2 separate regions of the Homo sapiens genome follow, and region 1 is linked to region 2. The links are chromatin contacts, found by Hi-C or POLR2A ChIA-PET in ENCODE. All regions are on one chromosome and are shown on one strand. The core of a region is the stretch at or near the end of the contact, and the rest is flanking DNA. Distances in the headings are between cores, read along the strand shown. Region 1 holds the start of TMEM161A (transmembrane protein 161A). Region 2 holds the start of FKBP8 (FKBP prolyl isomerase 8).

The links. Hi-C counts contacts between places; a loop is a spot of excess contacts on that map. ChIA-PET counts read pairs that join two places held with the same protein, here RNA polymerase II (POLR2A). Pooled maps may share reads with other maps.
Region 1: a loop to region 2 is called in a map with no recorded cell type, with 13 times the contacts of the local background. The contact joins the promoter of TMEM161A here to the promoter of FKBP8 in region 2. A Hi-C loop is called at or near these places in 1 of 37 single-sample maps with no recorded cell type and 6 of 50 pooled maps. POLR2A ChIA-PET finds 5 or more read pairs at or near these places in 2 of 52 experiments (WTC11 and activated T-cell).

Annotation. Positions count from the first base shown.
Region 1 is chr19:19,136,909-19,140,656 of GRCh38, forward strand. TMEM161A (transmembrane protein 161A) reads right to left here and starts at 1,570. Exons shown (of 12, transcript NM_017814.3): 1 at 1,518-1,570. The coding sequence starts at 1,520. RefSeq lists enhancers at 952-1,813, 1,298-1,507, 1,788-1,977 and a silencer at 1,568-1,647.
Region 2 is chr19:18,542,323-18,546,059 of GRCh38, forward strand. It overlaps FKBP8 (FKBP prolyl isomerase 8), which reads right to left and starts at 1,251. Exons shown (of 9, transcript NM_012181.5): 1 at 1,164-1,251. RefSeq lists a silencer at 1,067-1,496.

The DNA of each region.
Region 1 (3,748 bases), core at 320-2,819, 590 kb after region 2:
TTGAAGCCCCACCCTTCCCCTAGGACCCTGCCCTCCCACCCCCCAGTCTGTTTTTCTCCTCTCTCTCCGACCTCTCTCCTGTGACCTGCCAGGGTTTTAACCACCCAATCAGCCAGCCCATCAAAACCTCAGCACGGTGACACCTCCAGCCCAGACCTCTCTGCTGAGCTCAACCAGTAGCCTCCTCCAGGCTCTCCTGGGAGACCCTAGCACTCACCCATCATCCCATACCCTTCCAGGTGGTTCAGGCCCTTCCCAGTCTCACAGTCAGCCCCCAACTTGGTTCTGCACCCTGCAGGCATAGCTAGAGACCATCCCTCCACCTCCCCACAGCTCAGCTCTCTCCTCAGCCCTCCCTGCACCCAACCACTGGAGTCTCAGAGGTCTTCCTGGACCTTTGGGCTCTTCATCAATGACCCCACCACCCCCCAAAACCCCCCAAGGGAAAAGGTGGTGGAGGGGTGCATCTCTCCACCTAAGGCTCCCAGAGGTCTGTCCAGGGATGTTCTGATGGCCCTGCCCTCCACCCAGCCTCCTGTCTCAGGGTCAGGGCTCTGCAGACATCTGCAAGAATTTTCTGGAGTCTTCCATCAGCTCCTTCTTTTCCCTTCACTGGATTTACGATTCTCGAACTCAAGAACCCTGATAAAATCAATGCAGCCTCCCTCCTCATTCCCGGGAGCCTGTGCCTTCATCTCCTACGGCGTCCTGCACCTCCGCCTGGGACGACGCCCCACTTTCAATAATTCCGGCCATCAGTGCCCTTCCTTCAGGGCCATCTCCAGCGCCCCTCCTCGGGGATGGTCCCAGGCAGAGACCCTCCAGTTCCACGTCCCTCTCTCTGCCCAGGCCGGTCCCGTCAGGGTTGTGGGAGTCCCCCATCTCCCTGCACCAGCCTGACCCCCAGGGGCTGGGCTAAGTTTTAAGAACACACTCAATAGGTTGGACCCAGAGCCGCGTGAGACCTGAAGGTTCCAACTTTCCTGTCTCCCACTCTGAGAACCTTGCCCGCCCTGAGGCCAACCAGACCTCCTGAGTCCACCTCCCACGGCCTCCCCTGCCCGTTCCACACACCCCGATATAGCAGGGACCCCCGATGGATCCTGTCGGCGCGGCCCCCACGCTCCTGCAGGACCCCCGTCCCCAGAGTGGACCCCCAACAGGACCCCACACCGCCTTAACCAGGTTCCAAATGTGCTGGGGTCCCCAGTCCCCTCTGTGGGACCACGACCCCTCAAAAGGATCCCAGACCCCTAAAAGGTCTCGAGGGCAGAATCCCCAGAACGCTTAGGGGCTTCTAGTCCCCCTGGGTACAACTCCCGCCGACTCCCTCGGAGGTCCTGTAGCGAGAGCAGGGCTCCCAGAGAGGGACACACGGCCTTCAGCGTGCCCCCGAATCCCTCAGAGCCTCCAATCCCCAAGAAGAAACCCCAATCCATTCCCTCAGTGTCTCCCTGGACCCCTTCGGCTGGACCTCGGCCCTGCAGAACCCCCCACTTCGCGGGACGCTCGCTCACCATGACGCGTGCGAGAACGCGGTGCACTCACCCACCGGCCTAGGGCTCCGGGCACTCTGCGGAAACTCGACCAATTAGAGCCCGACTCTGGTCTGACGAGCATCCCGTCCGACCAATCAGTGTGTCTTGAGCCGGCAAATCACCAGGGACGAGGAGGCCGCTCGCGTTGCATGCCGGAAATTGTAGTTCAGATACGCTGGTTCGGATCGATCAAAGTGAAGATTGTGTCTGGGAGGCCTGCGTGGCCGACCTCTCTTAAGGCTTAGTTTTCTCTTTCCTACACTTATCTCAAAGGTTTGCAGCGAAAGCATTTATTCCCACCTAAGGGACATTTCTGAGAGTAGAATTCCCTCCCCCCATCAAGAACATTCAATGGCTCCCACTTAGTAGACGAAGTACTTAGTACTCCTAAGTACTAAGTAGGCTAAGTACTCAGACTGAATTCAGACCCTTCTGCCTGACTTAAATCTGCTGCTAGCACTATTGTGCACCCTATAGTACAACTTGCACCCACCATGCTGTCTCATACCTCCAGGCCTTTGTAAATATCCTACATCTTGCAATGCCTTCAAGAATGCCTCAATCTTAAAATAAAAACAAAACAAAAGCAAAAAAGAATGCCTCAATCTTTTTCACCTGGCAAGTGCCTTATTCATCTCTATCAGCTAGGACTCTGGCTGTGCTCCACAAAATATCAACTAACATGGGTTCAAGCAAAAAAGGAAAATTTTTGGCTCATGTGACAGAAAATACTAGCCATAGTGTCAGCTTCAGGCGTGGCTGGATCAAGGACCAAATGTCAGCTTCAGGGATCTGATGTTCTTTATTTCACCGCTAGGAGGAAAGGGCTTCTGGTGTTTGTGCCCCGGTTTTGCCATTTGTCTTTCTGTGGATGAGTGTGTCTGCCTGAGTGTAGACATATATTGGGTATGACTGAGTGTCTGAGCATCTTTATGGGGGTGGGTTCCTGTGTGTGGGGCCTGAGTAATTACCTTTTCGTTTTTACATTTTATTATGTATTTGTGTATTAATTTTTTTTTTTCTTGAGACGGAGTTTCGCTCTTGTTGCCCAGGCTGGAGTGAAATGGTGTGATCTTGGCTCACCGCAACTTCCGCCTCTTGGGTTCAAGTGAGTCTCCTGCCTCAGCCTCCCGAGTAGCTGGGATTACAGGCATGCACCACCACGACTGGCTAATTTTGCATTTTTAGTAGAGATGAGGTTTCTCCATGTTGATCAGGTTGGTCTTGAACTCCCGACTTGAGGTGATCCGCCCACGTCGGCCTCCCAGAGTGCTGAGATTACAGGCGTGAGCCACCGGGCCTGGTTTATATTTTATTTTTTTAACTTTCGGCTGGCAAGTGCTGAATCCTAAGCGCACTATCGCACGCCACCTCGTGGTGGAGGGCAAAAGCGCAGTCTCCCTGGGATGGAGAAGTCAAACCAGTCTCACTTGTGGCCCTGGGGGCTCCCAGCCTTAGAAAGCGGCCCATAGTTTTATGGACCTCACACTGGGTGCTTAGCCTGTGGGCACTAACATCAGGGACTGGCCTGACTTCTTGTCCACCGTGAGGGTGAGATCCAAAGGCTGGGAAGGCTCTTTCTCTCTGGCCATGCCTCAGTTTCCCCCAGGGTACCCGCTACCTTGACCCTTTTCCTCTTGCTCAGTCCCTGGCCCTGGTCTGGATGTGCGGGGTTGGGGTGCCAGTGAGTAGGTAGGTCTTCAGCCCATGTGGAAGGAAGGCCAGGATCATTGTCGGGGAGGTCCTCAGAACAGAAGGGTGGGTAACTGGCTGAAGAGTTTGCATCATCTGTGCATGTAGCAGTGGCGCTGCTGGAGGTGGCAGGAGCTGCATGCTCAGCTGGACCTCCACAGCCATTGATCACTGCCATGAGGACCGTGGCTCACCCCTCCTGAGTGGGGAAGGGACAGAAGGGACCAGGTGGGAAGTGTTGAAGACTTGAGTCCAGCCAGGCATGGTGGCTTGGCGTATGCCTGTAGTCCCAGCTACTTGGGAGGCTTAGGCTGGAGGATCGCTTGAACCCAGAATTTTGAGACCAGCCTGGGCAGCACAGCAAAACACCCATCTCTAAAAAAAAATTAAATTAAAAAAAAAGTTAAATTAGCCCAACGTGGTGGCTCAAGCCTGTAAGTCCCAGCTACTCAGGAGCCTGAGGTGGGAAGATTGCTTGAGCCCAGGAATTTGAGGCTGCAGTGAGTCGTGATCATGCC
Region 2 (3,737 bases), core at 1-2,500:
TGCCCAAGGTCACAGAGAAAGCCAAAGGCCAAAGGAGGATTTGAACCTGGGGCTTCAGGCCCTGTGGCTTTGCCTGATTATAAGCTGAGCGAAGGGTGCTGGGATTTTTGTGGAGAGGACAGCCTCCGAGGCCTTAGGGAAGCCATTTTTAGAGCCTCTAAGGCCACTGGGGGAAATTGAATCTTTTACCAGGGCCTCCCACCTCCAGCCTCTTCTCCAAAGGGGAGACCCTCCCCAAAAGCACCAACTGTAATCACCCAGAAACCCCAAGCGTTTTTTCCTTCCACACTCTGAATCTAACACTATCCCCCACAACCCCAACATCAGGGACCCTGGCCCAAATCCTTCCCCAGGAGACCATCCTCCTCTCATCAGGCCTCGGTCCCACCCCCTCAAAGCAGCCTCCTTTCCAGGAGTGGTCGAGGTCCCACCACATTCTACAGCCTCTTCCTTGCCCCAGACCTCCTGAACCAATAACCAACCCCTCCGTCCCCCAGGCCCCAAGCTCAGAAGAGTGTGGCACAGCCATCAAACCAGCCCGCCGCATCCCCTCCCTAACCCTCACCTGCCTGCTCCTCCCGGGCTCGGAGCCCCACTTTGAGAGACCCTCCCAGCCCCCACCCCCATAATTCCCCGCGCCCGCACAATTCGGCCTCCCCTCCCACCCCCCACCCCAACCACCACCGCCCCCAGCACGGGCCAGCTCCCCCCACAGCCGCTCCGTCTCGCCGTAAACACTCCAGTGTCCCCAGACGCCCCCCCCTTTCCGATCCCATAACACCCCACGCTCTCCTGACGCCCCACAGCCCCGGCCGGGCCCTCAGTCAAGCCGCGACCCAGGCCCCCAACGACCCACGCCTGTCTGACGCCACCAGTCTGGGGCACCCGACCCCCGCACGCCTCGGGCGCCCCTGGCCCTGCACGCCTCCATCGGGACCCCCCCACTGGATCCCCTTTGCCCCCAGTGACCCCCATCCCTGGCCACCCCCGCCCGGCCGCGCCCCCTCGGGCACCCCCGACCCCCGTGCCCCCCCGGCTCGCCACCCCCGCGGCCCCTCGCCCCGCCCATCGGCCGCAGCCCCCGGCGCGCTAGCCCCCGGACCAGCCTAGGCCAGGGCAGCGGCCCGGCCGGCACGGCGCCCCCAGCACCCCAGGACACTTGCCTCTGGCTCCGGGACCCCCACTTGGGGTCCTGCGCCCCCCTCCCCGCCCCCAGCCGCGGCCGCCGCGCCTCGGGAACCAGGTTCGGCCGCTTGGCCCCGCCCCTGCCGTGCCCATTGGCCGCCGCTGCCGCGACTGCCGCACCCGTTGGCTCATGCAGACGTCCGTCCCGGGCGTTGGCACCTCCCCCTTCCTGCTTGGCCCCGCGGGGCGTTCTTAAAGGGACCGAAGCCTCCCGGCTGCTGGGGCTGGGGCGGGGGCTGGGGCGGGGGCTGGGGCGGGGGCTGGGGCGGGGGCGGGGGACCCTGGGCTGGACCCCAACACGGGTCAGTATCGCGCAGCCTGTGCGACTCCTGCCTCTCCTCTGAGCTTCATCCTGACCATCTGCGAAATGGGGATAAACACCCCCATCTATGCACTCTCACCTTGGGGGCTGCTGGGGGCACAGTCCACTCTAAATGTTATTTCCTTAAAGAGTTCAAGCTTGACGGGCAGGGCAGCTCTGGGGTTGCTGAATGACCCATCCTGAAGCCTTAGTTACAGAAGTGAACCTGAGGGCCTGAGGAGGAGTGACGTGCCCAAAGGCATACAGAAACCTCCCTCCCATCCCCCACACAGTTTAATGTCTAGAAGGTTGCCTGGTGCATACTGGAGGCGCTCGATTACTGCTGCGCAGGCGACTGAGCCAGCAGGGCCACTGGGAGGAGTTCCTCCTCTATGCACTGTCTGCTGGAGGGTGATAAGGTCCCCATGGCTCGGGAAGAAGGTGGCATCCTTGATTAGCTAAGTTTTTGTGGATCTTGTTTTGAAACCGGGACACTTCTCCCTCCTTCACTCAGTTTTATTTCCTTCCTAGCAGTTACTCCTTCCAGAATTATCTTGTCATTATTTTGCTTGTGGTTGGAGGGACCATCCCTCACTCTGCTTCATCCTGGCAGAGATTTTTACCTGATTTGTACCCAGCACCTCCTTGAACCATGCCTGGCATCTATAGAAGCTCAATAAATGGGTAGGTGGATGGATGGATGGATGGATGGATGGATGGATGGATGGATGAGTCAGACACCAGCTTTTGGAGGTAGCTATCATGGAGGTGGTAACTGGCTTTTTGGAGATCACTTCTAAGGTTGGAGTTCCCAGGTTACCTCCTACAGGAAGCCCTCCCAACCTCCCCAAGGCAAGACCAGGTGCCCCCTTTAGCTGTCTTGGCACAATGAAGTTGATGAACGTCCACTTCATAACTAGTTTACTTGGGTTTTTTGTTTGTTTGTTTGTTTTTGTTTTTTGAGAAGAAGTTTCACTCTTGTTGCCCAAGCTGGAGTGCAATGGCGCAATCTCAGCTCACCGCAACCGCTGCCTCCCAGGTTCAAGCGATTCTCCTGCCTCAGCCTTCCAAGTAGCTGGGAGTAGAGGCATGCACCACCATGCCTGGCTAACTTTGTATTTTTAGTAGACACGGGATTTCTTCATGTTGGTCAGGCTGGTCTCAAACTCCCGACCTCACGTGATCCGCCCACCTCGATGTACCAAAGATTACAGGCATGAGCCATCGTGCCTGGCCTTTTTTTTTTTTTTCTTTCTCTTTTTTTTTTGAGACAGAGTCTCTCTCTGTCGCCAGGCTGGAGTGCAGTGGCGCGATCTCGGCTCACTGCAACATCCACCTCCTAAGTTCCAACGATTCTCCTGCTTCAGCCTCCTGAGTAGCTGGGACTACAGGCACCCGCCACCATGCCCAGCTAATTTGTATATTTTTAGTAGAGACAGGGTTTCACCATGTTGGCCAGGATGGTCTGGAACTCCTGACCTCATGATCTGCCTGCCTCGGCTTCCCAAACTAGTTTACTTATATCTCTGCCTTTTTTTTTTTGAGATAGGGTCTTACTTTGAAACCCAGGCTGGAGTGCAGTGGCACGATCTCAGATCACTGCAACCATGTCTATCTCCTGGGCTCACGCAATCCTCCTGCCTCAGCCTCCTGAGTAGCTGGGCCCACAGGTGCACCATCATGTCCAGCTAATTTTTTTTTTTTTTTTTGAGACAGAGTCTCGCTGTGTAGCCCAGGCTAGAGTGCAGTGGCGCAATCTCGGCTCACTGCAAGCTCCGCCTCCCAGGTTCACACCATTCTCCTGCCTCAGCCTCCCAAGTAGCTGGGACTACAGGCGCCTGCCACCATGCCCGACTAATTTTTTGTATTTTTAGTAGAGTCAGCGTTTCATCGTGTTAGCCAGGATAGTCTCGATCTCCTGACCTTGTGATCTGCCCACCTCGGCCTCCCAAAGTGCTGAAATTACAGGCGTGAGCCATCGCGCCCGGCCCAATGTTTATATTTTTTGTAGAGATGGGGTTTCCCCATGTTGCCCAGGCTGGTCTCGAACTCCTGGGCTCAAGCAATCCTCCCACTTTGGCCTCCCAAACTGTTGGGATTATAGGCGTGAGCCACTGCTTTGATTTACCTCTGCCTTGCCCTCTACACTGGCAGAGCCCCAAAGTCTGGGAAGGCTTTGTTCTTTCTCATTGTTATAGCTCTGAGGCTTGCACAGTGCCTGCCACAAAAGGTAGTGGTGGGGTCTCACGGA